2 separate regions of the Homo sapiens genome follow, and region 2 is linked to region 1. A link is an interaction called in ENCODE POLR2A ChIA-PET data of the cell type or tissue named here. Cell type or tissue: MCF 10A. All regions are shown on one strand. Each heading gives the region's core, and the rest is flanking DNA. Links, peaks and the distances in the headings are about the cores only. Region 1 holds the start of NCRUPAR (non-protein coding RNA, upstream of F2R/PAR1). Region 2 overlaps IQGAP2 (IQ motif containing GTPase activating protein 2).

Region 1 (5,381 bases), core at 293-5,292:
AATACAGAGAGGTAGAGAGGGAATTGGGTCTGTTATTAAAAGGAAGAAAAGGAGTGTGATTCCTGCTGACAGTTTAGGAGTCTTCACCACAAAAGGATTCCAGACTCTCAGGCTGGAACCTCCCTGCCACTTTGTTCATGCCTGCAACAGGCTTTATTTTTTCACAAATTGCAAAATATTGAGAAAGTAGGTTAGTTTATGTACATGTGGCACAAATAAACTTGAAGGGTAAGACCAACAGAATTTGGAAAATTCAAATTAAAAAAAGTAAAATCTGCTACTTTAGTGATGGTTTCAGGCTATGTATATTTTTTTGACAAAGAGATGAATAGCTTAAAACAATGCTCACTATCTCAACAGTTTGCGGGTATGTATGTTTTGTAATGCATTAGCCTTAATGCAGGCTTTGGTAGAAGGAATTAAATATACAGTTAAGTTTCACGTTGAAAATAAACCTCCCTCTTGCCCTACTGCTAGCATTGGAAAGGGGAACAGGAGCCAGGGGCAATGAGGGGTGGGCAGGGTAAGCTTCCTTCTTGCTCCGGGCAAGGCTTTTAGTGGAAATGTATAGAAGGAGCCAAAATTAGGGAGCAATGTTTTGGAGGCAAAAGCCAGCCTTTCCCAGCATCTCTGAAAGGAGCTTATCTTAACTTATTGCAACACTGAATGATATGCTTGAATGTTATTTGTACGAATAAAGATATTTGCATCATGTCAATACCTTCAAGGAACGCTGTGAATGATTTCTCTGTTGGCCCACAAGATGAGGTTATTGTTGAAGACATCACCAATTGCTATTTGTGTGAGATCTTTAAGCGGTATGAATGGGTGACCTGAGAAGAAGGCTCATGATGAAGGAACAAAACCAAGGGCCATCGGGGCCTGGGTGTAGCAGACTTCAGTTTACAGAGATTTGTTGGAGCCAAGTCCTGTGCTACTCTTTAAGAGGACTAAACTGTCCCTCAAGCCAGAGGACAATTCTTGATAACCCTGAGCCTGAGCCACTAAGGACTCCAACTTCCTCCCAGAGCCCATAGATTTTTCTTACTCAATGGAAAAGGTTTTTTGTTGTTTGGGTTTTTTGTTTGCTTGCTTTTTTGCTTTTAAACACTGAGCAATTGGAACTATAACTTATTTTTGCAAAACTGACTCCTGTATTTTGATTATTTTGATTATTTTGATCTTAAAAGCAAAAAGTACTTATGCAACACTATAGGTGCTCTCAAAGGATATGCTTTAGTGGTCTTCAGGAGAAGGAAAATATGTGTATGCTTTATTCTGAAAGTTAGTGGTGAAGAAAGACCAGCTTGGTGTGACCGTTGTCTGATATGAATGATCTCAACTATAATTATACGTTAGTGTTTGTGTGTGGTTGGGCACAAATTAGAAATGCTATTCATGATGTGATTTTTATGACTTTGTCATTAAGTAGGGATTTGTGGTATTCCTCAAACATTCCAAGAGGCAAACCACAAAACTCTGAATGGTGAAAGTTGTCTTTATTTTGAAAAATTATAGTGAGCACTGGATGTTCTTATTGCTGGTTAGCTTTTTGAAAAATCTATTGCCAATGTTACTAAAACCAAACTTGGTAACAGGTTACAACAGAGGCCCCCTAAGCTCCAGAGGACAGAATCTGTGTTTCAGTCACTCTAAATCCGGAGCCTGGCAATGCTTTGTAAATAAATGGCAGGTGCAGACAGGGGTTCTAGCAATGGAATGAAAAGCAGACAGACCCTACCACCCCCACTGCCCCTCAGGAGTCCACTATTACTTCAGGTTGGCACTTGGATGAATGGGGCTTTTACTTATTATCTCAGCCTAAAAATGAATAGCCTCTCAACTCAATCTCCAAATAAAATATCTTATACAGATTTACTATGTTGCCTCACTGTTTTCCTTAGAGTATAAAATCTTTTAGCTAAAATATATTGAAAGGGAAATCAATGAAGAGGGAGAACTAGGAGATAATGTGTTCACCTTACTTAACTGGAATGAAAGTTTTTGGTTTTTGTCGTCTTTTAATAGATACTGAATTTGACCTTTGTTTAGCACCCTAAGTCATAGGGATAGCCTACCATTCTATCGATGGTAGAAATATAGTTGTTGATCCATTATGAGAGATAAACTTCCAAATCTAAGCTGACAGTACGGGTTTATAACAGCGAAAGACAGAAACAGGTCATCTGTTGGTTGGCTTGTAACCTGATTACAAACCTTCTGTTTGCTTTAAAAAAAATGTGGCAATATATACACAGAATCTGGTAGTGCCTCAACCTACTTTGAATACTTTCATATGAGCTCTGGTATCCCCATCATTTAGCTTCCAAAAGGAAATTACTATGCAAGTTCTTAGAATATACTATTGTCTTTGGAACACTTCAAATAGAAGAGTGGTAACCAGAATACCTGAAGCAGGTAGATCATCTGATGGCTTACATGAAACTGCTTTCGTATCATCTAGTTATTAAAATGTTTACCACGTTGATGCCACATTTGTTTGAAAACACTACTAAATACCATAAACATTATGGGAGGATGGCTAATGACTCATACTATTTGGTACCAGGCAAGTTAAAACAGAGAAAATGAAAACCGGAAACTAATATCAAGTGGTTCCAATATGAATGATGCTGCAAAGTCAAGATTTCATTTCCAAGAAATATTTTTAGCAACTCTGGTTAGGCAGATTTTCAACATGTTTATCATCTCTGGTTAAGTAGATTTTCTACTCTCAGAAACCTACAGATGTTTGCTTTAAAACTGACAAAGGGGTTTTGGTAGGAGTGGCGTGGAACAAATGAAGTAGTGGGTTATCTTCTTCAAAAAGCTCTTAAGAGGCCGGGTACGGTGGCTCACGCCTGTAATCCCAGCACTTTGGGAGGCCAAGGCGGGCAGATCACCTGAGGTCGGGTTTTAGGAACAGGGCGCCAAATCTGGCCATAAACTGGCCCAAAAACTGGCCATAAACAAAATCTCTGCAGCACTGTGACATGTTCGTGATGGCCATGACGCTCACGCTGGAAGGCTGTGGGTTTACTGGAATGAGCGCAAGGAACACCTGGCCCACCCAGGGCAGAAAACCGCTTAAGGCATTCTTAAACCACAAACAGTAGCATGAGTGATCTGTGCCTGGACATGTTCCTGCTGCAGATAACTAGCAAGAGCCATCCCTTTGTTTTGGCCCATCCCTTTATTTCCCATAAGTAATACTTTTAGTAAATGTTATGACTGGCTTGCTGTCAATAAATATGTGGGTAAATCTCTGTTCGAGGCTCTCAGCTCTGAAGGCTGTGAGATCCCTGATTTCCCACTCCACAATCTATATTTCTGTGTGTGTGTCTTTAATTCCTCTAGCACCGCTAGGTTAGGGTCTCCACCACCGAGCTGGTCTCGGCAGTCGGGAGTTCGAGATCAGCCTGACCAACATGGAGAAACCCAGTCTCTACTAAAAAAAATACAAAAATTAGCCGGGCATGGTGGCACATGCCTGAATCCCAGCTACTTGGGAGGCTGAGGCAGGAGAATCGCTCCAACCCAGGAGGCGGAGGTTGTGGTGAGCCAAGATCCGGCCGTTGCACTCCAGCCTGGGCAACAAGTGCAAAACTCCGTCTCAAAAAAAAAAAAAAAAAAGCTCTTAAGAGCACATAAACATAGGAACTTTGTGAAGTCTAAGGACAAAACAAAAAACAACATCACTAACAGACCATAAAATTAGAAATCAGTCACAAAAAGCCAGTCAAAATATCCAAGAATTTATGGTTGAAGATTGAATGAAATTGACAAAATATTTAGACCTGAATTTTATATATGCACATATCAAAACTTGCAAAATGTAGCTGATGTGGTCTTTTGAAGGAGAAGAGGTAAAAAATAATCAGTTCAAAAAATTATACTAAAGAGGCCGGGCGCGGTGGCTCACGCCTGTAATCCCAGCACTTCGGGAGGCCATGGCGGGCGGATCATGAGGTCAGGAGATCGAGACCAACCTGGCTAACACGGTGAAACCCCGTCTCTACTAAAAATACAGAAAAATTAGCCGGGCGTGGTGGCAGGCGCCTGTAGTCCCAGCTACTCAGGAGGCTGAGGCAGTAGAATGGCGTAAACCCAGGAGGCGGAGGTTGCAGTGAGCCGAGATCGCGCCACTGCACTCCAGCCTGGGCGATACAGCGAGACTCCGTCTCAAAAAAAAAAAAAAAAAAAATTATGCTAAAGAGTAAACTCAAAGAAAGTAGAGGAAAAGAATGAATTAAAAATCTGTGTTTATAAATAAAAATAAAAGTAACGGAGCAAAAAGACGGGCATTAGAAAATAGTCATTTCTGACCTCTGGTCAGATAAAGGGAAAAAAGCAAAAAATTAGCTATGTTAGGAATATAAATGGGGACAACACTACAGATAAAATAGTTTTAGAAGACTAAAATTTATTATATGTATACAAGGGAATAGTATACTATTTAAAAAGAATTAGATAAACATGTACCAAACAAGCCTCAAAAAATACAACTGGCAGAAATATTCCTAGAAGGAATCCTTTAGTCAATATGCACAAAGCATTTAAGCATTTCATTATTTTTGTTTTTTTTTTTTTTTTTGCTTTTGTTTTTGTTTTTTTGAGACAGAGTCTTGCTCTGTTGCCCAGACTGGAGTGCAGTGGTGCAATTTTGGCTCACAGCAAACTCTGCCTCCCAGGTTCAAGTGATTCTCCTGCGTCAGCCTCCCAAGTAACTGGGATTACAGGTGCACACCACCAAGCCCGGCTAATTTTTGTATTTTTAGTAGAGACGGAGTTTCTCTATGCTGGCCAGGCTGGTCTCTAACTCCTGACCTCAAGTGATTTGACCGCCTCAGTTTCTCAAAGTGCTGGGATTACAGGTGTGAGCCACTGCACCCAGCCTTCATTGTACGTCTTTTTGTCACTAGAGGTACATTTTGTTCTAACAACTAAGACCCCAAAGCATCCTTTTAAGCTTTATCGTTTTGTAAAATGGTTAAAAATAACATTTTCCACCAATGACACAGATAAAATTTTAAAATGTGGTGGTATTATTCCATTCTTATTTTAAGGATATACATATATGCAATTTGTATGTGGATATGATTTTTTGAATGGTGAACAGAAACTTAGTGGTCAGGTAGCTGGATGCGGTGGCTCATGCCTGTAATCCCAGCACTTTGGGAGGCTAAGGCGGGTGGATCACCTGAGTTCAGGAGTTTGAGGCCAACCTGGCCAATATGGTGAAACCCAGTCTCTACTAAAAATACAAAAAATTAGCCAGGCGCGGTGGTAGGCGCCTGTAATCCCAAGTACTCGGGAGGCTGAGGCAGGAGAATCGCTTGAACCCAGGAGACGGAGGTTGCTGTGAGCCGAGTCCGCGCCAT
Region 2 (5,381 bases), core at 240-5,239, 57 kb before region 1:
ATGAATTGGAATAAACTGTAACAGTTATGAATTTACTTCTTCTAAAGATACTAGTTTGTGTCCAGTTTTTGTAAAGAGTTTCCTGTAAAAATTATTCTTAATGGTGATAATCAGGTAAAGCTATGTTGATGAAGCATTGTTTAACTTTATGTGGGGATATATGAAATGATGGTCAGTTGCAGCACCAGTGTTTTCAGGGATCCAAGGGATTCAGGGCCACAAGTTGGTAGAGCATCCTCCTTTCCAGTCGGGGCCACAGTGGGCCACGTGTTGTGGTAAAGATACTTAATATTAGGCATTATTTTCAAGCATTTTTTGTTGTTATCAAATACCACTAGCACCTAGTTAATACTGTTTATGGGTTTTGGAGAAATTCCATTTTACTCCTTTTTGCCACCCAGGGCCTTGGTAAAGTTAAGCTTTCCAGCAGGAACTGTGCTTCTCCATGTAATTTATCACCCTTACTCTGCTGTCCTAAGCTTAGAACTAGTCTCAGCTGTGAGCTGATGTGCTCTGCTGTGTTTAACTGGCTACCCCCAGAGAGGGTGTCCAGATGAGATCTGAAGGGAGGGTGCCTGACAGTGTCCCAGCTCCATGCGGCCTGAGATGTGCTCTGCTCTTGCACTTCCTAGATAAATTGGGAAACTTGCTGGTAAATAATTCTATAACCCACTCTTTTCCTTAGGCTTTTTGGAAAGGATATAAACAACGGAAGGAGTATATGCACAGGCGGCAAACGTTCATTGATAATACTGATTCTATTGTGAAGGTAAATACCCTTTCCTACCATACCAAGTGCTTGGCTTAAACGTTTCCCCTCATTTCATGTTTAATCTGAAAGACAGCTATAGAAAGGGAGGGTACATGTGAGCCTTGAAGTCAGAAGGCAGTACTGGATTTGAATCCCAGTTCTGCTGCTCATTTACCTAATCATTTTTCAAGCAGGTTGGTTAAACCGGTATAAAACCTCAAGTCCTTTATGAGTGGTTATGAGAATCACAAGTGAAAGTGTTCTATAACCAATAAATGTTCTTTGTCTAGAAAGTTCAAGTTGATTATTTAGACTTTAGGTAGAACCCAGCTTTTTTTCATGTTTCTCTTTCCACATTTGCTTAAGCATATTTAGAATGCTCAGACATAACAGAACAAAACCCATGATAAGAGGAAGTAGAGCTAATTTAGGGCCTATATTTGGGAGCTGAATTAGTCGAACCCAGGTGAATAGCTCTGGGTGAGAAAGAAAGGGTACTGTGATGTCCACTCTCATGGATCTGAAAGCCAGAGGACTGGACAAAAATCAACTTGGAAATCTACAACTTGGAGATCTACAAGTCTCCAGCTTGGAAATCCAGATGAGAGTGGAAGCAATGGAACTGGAAAGTAGAATCAGATTAGTTTAAAGATCTTTCAGGCCAGGCTTAGTGGCTCAAACCTGTAATCTCAGCACTTTGGGAGGCCAAGGTGGGAGGATAGCTTGAGCCCAGGAGTTCAAGACCAGCCTGGGTAACATAGGGGGACCTCATTTGTATTTTAAAAAATAATAATAAATAAAAACAAATTTAAAAAACGTTTTAAACTGTGAAGACAGAGAATAATGTGACCCAGATCCATTGTGCAGTAGCTCCTTGATGAAATAGCATCCTATGGAACATATGCCTATTCTGTCAAAAACCATTGGTAGCAATTGGTCCCTCATGAGACCTCTTCGATGTTTTCCTGTAAAAACTTAAAGGATATTGGATGCATTTAAAGGGATGTTAGAAGAAACCCTAGACTTAGTTTACTTGATTTCCTGACTCATTGCAACTCTCAGCAAAACGCTTCACCCTTCTGGCTTTTATTTACTGAGTTTAAGGTAAAATAGTACAAAGTTAAATTATTTTCCCCACTTCTCTCTTATTAAGGTGGTGAAATTTAGAGTAACATGTAAAGCGTTTTGAACCCCTTAAGAAACCTCAGTGAAAGATGAAGAGTAGGCTTTAGAGATTGATTATTCAGTGGGCTGCTTTTTTTCTTTATCAAGTATCATTGTTTTTAGAAAAACTACACAAAACCGTATTACGGGTTGTTTGGTGATTACTTTGACTTTTCTCTTTATTTTTTGTTGTACTTTTCTATTTTTTAAAACCTTTCAGATTCAGTCCTGGTTCCGAATGGCAACTGCAAGAAAGAGCTATCTTTCAAGACTACAGTATTTCAGAGATCATGTAAGAAAAATGCCTGTGGGATTTTATCCAGGTTGATAATGACCTAAATGAATGCTTTATTGAAAGTTAGCATTGAATGATTTTTATTGAATGGTGAACATGAACACTTAAGAAATAATGGATCTTAGAACTTCATATGATAATATTTGGAGGCTTACTGTTTTCATTCAGAAATCATGTTGAGAGTTAGACTTCACCAGTCAGGACTCGATAGAAAATGGGTGAGGGGAAAACTGTGGGCTAGTAACACCAAAGAGAAGACTCTAGAGAAATATTTTACAGCATTACATATGTAGTTTTTTCAACTGTTAACTGCTTACTTTAAATAGAAGCCCCTGGGAGGGATTTCTTCCTGAATATTTAAAGAAGAGATATGGGAACATAGATTGGATCATCTAAGTTGTGTGCTAAAATTATTTTCCCTTTTTAGATCTCTTTGTCTAGGCAGTTCCCCTACAGTCTTGTTTGTACTTTTAGCTGACTTATCTGACCTCTTCTTCAAAGAAAATGGAAAAATAAATGTTGAATACACCACATTGAAATACTGTCAGTTCTAAGTAGTGTCAGTTCTTAAATACTGACAGTTCTTAAATGTTCTAAATTCAAAAATGATGGAGTAGGTGGGACTCTGGGAGATCAAGACTTGTCTTAATCTTTTGCAGAATAATGAAATTGTGAAAATACAGTCACTGTTGAGAGCGAACAAAGCTAGAGATGACTACAAAACATTGGGTAAGTGAGAGCTTTCTGAAACAAAGCAAGGATTTTTTATAAACCAGGCAAGGACATATTGGTCCATATTGGTCACTTCAGAGGCTGCTCTAAGAACAGAGGATACCCATTGTTTCCAGTAGATTTTGATCATCTCAGGCCCCAGGTTCTAAACCAGTACACAGAGGAGCACATGGTGAAAGGAAATGGGCCTTCCTATTAAATGGAAGGGATCAGCCACATGGTATAATTTCTTCTTCAAAGAGAGTGGAGTTGGCATAAATGCTGATTTTTTTTTTTCAATCTAAGCGAGAGTCAAAAATCTAATGCAAAAGAGTTAGCCAGAAAATAACCTTATATTTAAATTGTTTAATTTGTTAGACATAGTCTCATCTCCCAAAAATGACAACTGCAAATATCTTCCTACAATTTCATTTTGAACTTTTCACAGAATAATTTTTAATTTTTGTTTGTTTTTGTTTTGAGACAGAGTCTCACACTGTCGCCCAGGCTGGAATGCAGTGGCGCAATCTTGGCTCACTGCAACCTCCACCTCCCCAGTTCAAGCAATTCTCCTGCCTCAGCCTTCCGAGTAGCTGGGGTTACAGGCACCAGCCACCACACCCAGCTAATATTTTGTATTTTCAGTACAGCCGGGGTTTCACCATGTGTGCCAGGCTGGTCTTGAACCCCTGACCTCATGATTCACCTGCCTTGGCCTCCCAAAGTGCTGGGATTACAGATTAAATTTTTTAATAAAAATTTGTAGAAAGTTTGAAAATAGCAAAATAAAATTCACCCAAAAATAACAATCACATTTTGTGCTATCTCCTTACAGTCCCAACTTTGCCTATGTTTGTTATTTTGGTTTTTTACAGATCATAAGTTGATTCTTTATATACTAAATTTTTAACATTCTAATTATCACGGGAACATGCACAGTCAAGGAGAGCTTGATGATAAATTTACTAGTACTTACAGTGCCTAGTAAGTTTAGCCAGCACCTTTTATTGTCTAAAGTTTGTCTGAATTAAGGGATGAAGTATATGGCTCAAGAAAGATCTTCCCTGGTACTTGTTAAGGAAAATCTAGGGACGCTTGAAGTCCTCACTCTGCCTCCAGCCTGCAGAATCTACTGAATAATGTCTCATTCCACTAGATTCCAGCTCACCTCTCAGCTGGTAGATATGTTGTTGTTTTTGGGGTTTTTTGTTGGTTTTTTTTGTTTGTTTTTTGTTTTTTGTTTTTTTTTTTTCTTGAGACGGAGTCTCGCTCTTTCGCCCAGGCAGGACTGCAGTGGCGCTATCTCCTGCCTCAGCCTTCCAAGTAGCTGGGACTACAGGCGCCCACCACCGCACCCAGCTAATTTTTTGTATTTTTAGTAGAGATGGGGTTTCACCGTGTTAGCCAGGATGGTCTTAATCTCCTGACCTTGTGGTCCGCCCGCCTCGGCCTCCCAAAATGCTGGGATTACAGGCATGAGCCACTGCGCCCAGCCGTTTTTGGTTTTTTTTTTAAAGAAGGCTAAAGAGGATTTTTTTTTCTGAGCCCTAACACTAAAATATGTTTGCTGTTGCTTTTATATATGAAAGATGACTTCAAAATAAATTTTCCAAATGAACACAGGCTAGTTTTCATTTTATTCAGGTAAAGTGTTTTTTTTTAAGCAGTTATAGTGATGTTTTTTGTTTGTTTACTTTTTTATTACAAAGACAAATTCCAATTTTAAAATCTAGGCAACTTTATATTGGGGCATAAAAGGTAAATAGAGAAACCATCTCGGTGAGTGAGTTAGATCTAAGCTTCTCTGGGCTTCAGCAAATTGGGTGCTTTTATGGTAACCAAAACATAAATTTTCATTTCTTTCTTAGTTCAGCATCTTTAGAAAACTAAGGCTTTGGGATTTTCTAATTTAAAAAAAAAAATAACTTTTCTAAGTTTGTTATCATCTGTTCTCCCCCTTTTATTCTGGAATGTCACTGAACGCATTCCAGCTTGAAAGATGCTGAAACTAAGATGTGGTCAGTTGTAGGAGCAGACTATAAAGTGGTCTGATTTCCTGAAATTAAAATACCTGTACCACAAAGTCATTCTCAGATGAAGATGGCAAAAAGCCTAGTATTGATAGAGGAAATATTAAATTCGAGCCATAACAATTAGTAAAGCTAAAATACTAATTTAGTTTTTTCCGATGGGACTGTTAATACATATGAAGAGACACAACCCTTAGTGGGTGGGAGAGGCAGCCATCAACTCTGGCCACAGTGGGAGGGCTCATGTTCCCCTAACTTGGCTGCATGGATGAGCGGTGGTGCATTGCTAAGGCCTTCCCTGAAGTGGTCATGTCAGTGGCAGCATCTTTGCTGGAAATAGAAGGAAAATAAATTGATGTGCTTCAGTGGTCAGGAAATAAAGGGTCCCATGATCCAAGGAAAATTCTCCAATAAAGGCCATTTATGCAGT

Evidence for each region. ChIA-PET counts read pairs that join two places held together with the same protein. Peaks named below come from ENCODE experiments on the same cell type or tissue, not always from the same donor. Only the 100,000 strongest peaks of a DNase experiment are listed, where the experiment ranks them.
Region 2: POLR2A ChIA-PET joins it to region 1 with 6 read pairs; 4 of 35 experiments call an interaction of 5 or more read pairs at or near these places.

Annotation. Positions count from the first base shown.
Region 1 is chr5:76,708,557-76,713,937 of GRCh38, forward strand. NCRUPAR (non-protein coding RNA, upstream of F2R/PAR1) reads left to right here and starts at 3,847. Exons shown (of 1, transcript NR_028375.2): 1 at 3,847-4,332. In MCF 10A, for the core only: no CTCF peak of the experiment used is centred there; DNase peaks (open chromatin) are centred at 2,555 and 3,105.
Region 2 is chr5:76,652,065-76,657,445 of GRCh38, forward strand. IQGAP2 (IQ motif containing GTPase activating protein 2) reads left to right here. Exons shown (of 36, transcript NM_006633.5): 18 at 686-769; 19 at 2,136-2,207; 20 at 2,870-2,939. Among named protein-coding and RNA genes, the nearest start is that of F2RL2, 31 kb to the left of the region's middle. In MCF 10A, for the core only: no CTCF peak of the experiment used is centred there; no DNase peak of the experiment used is centred there.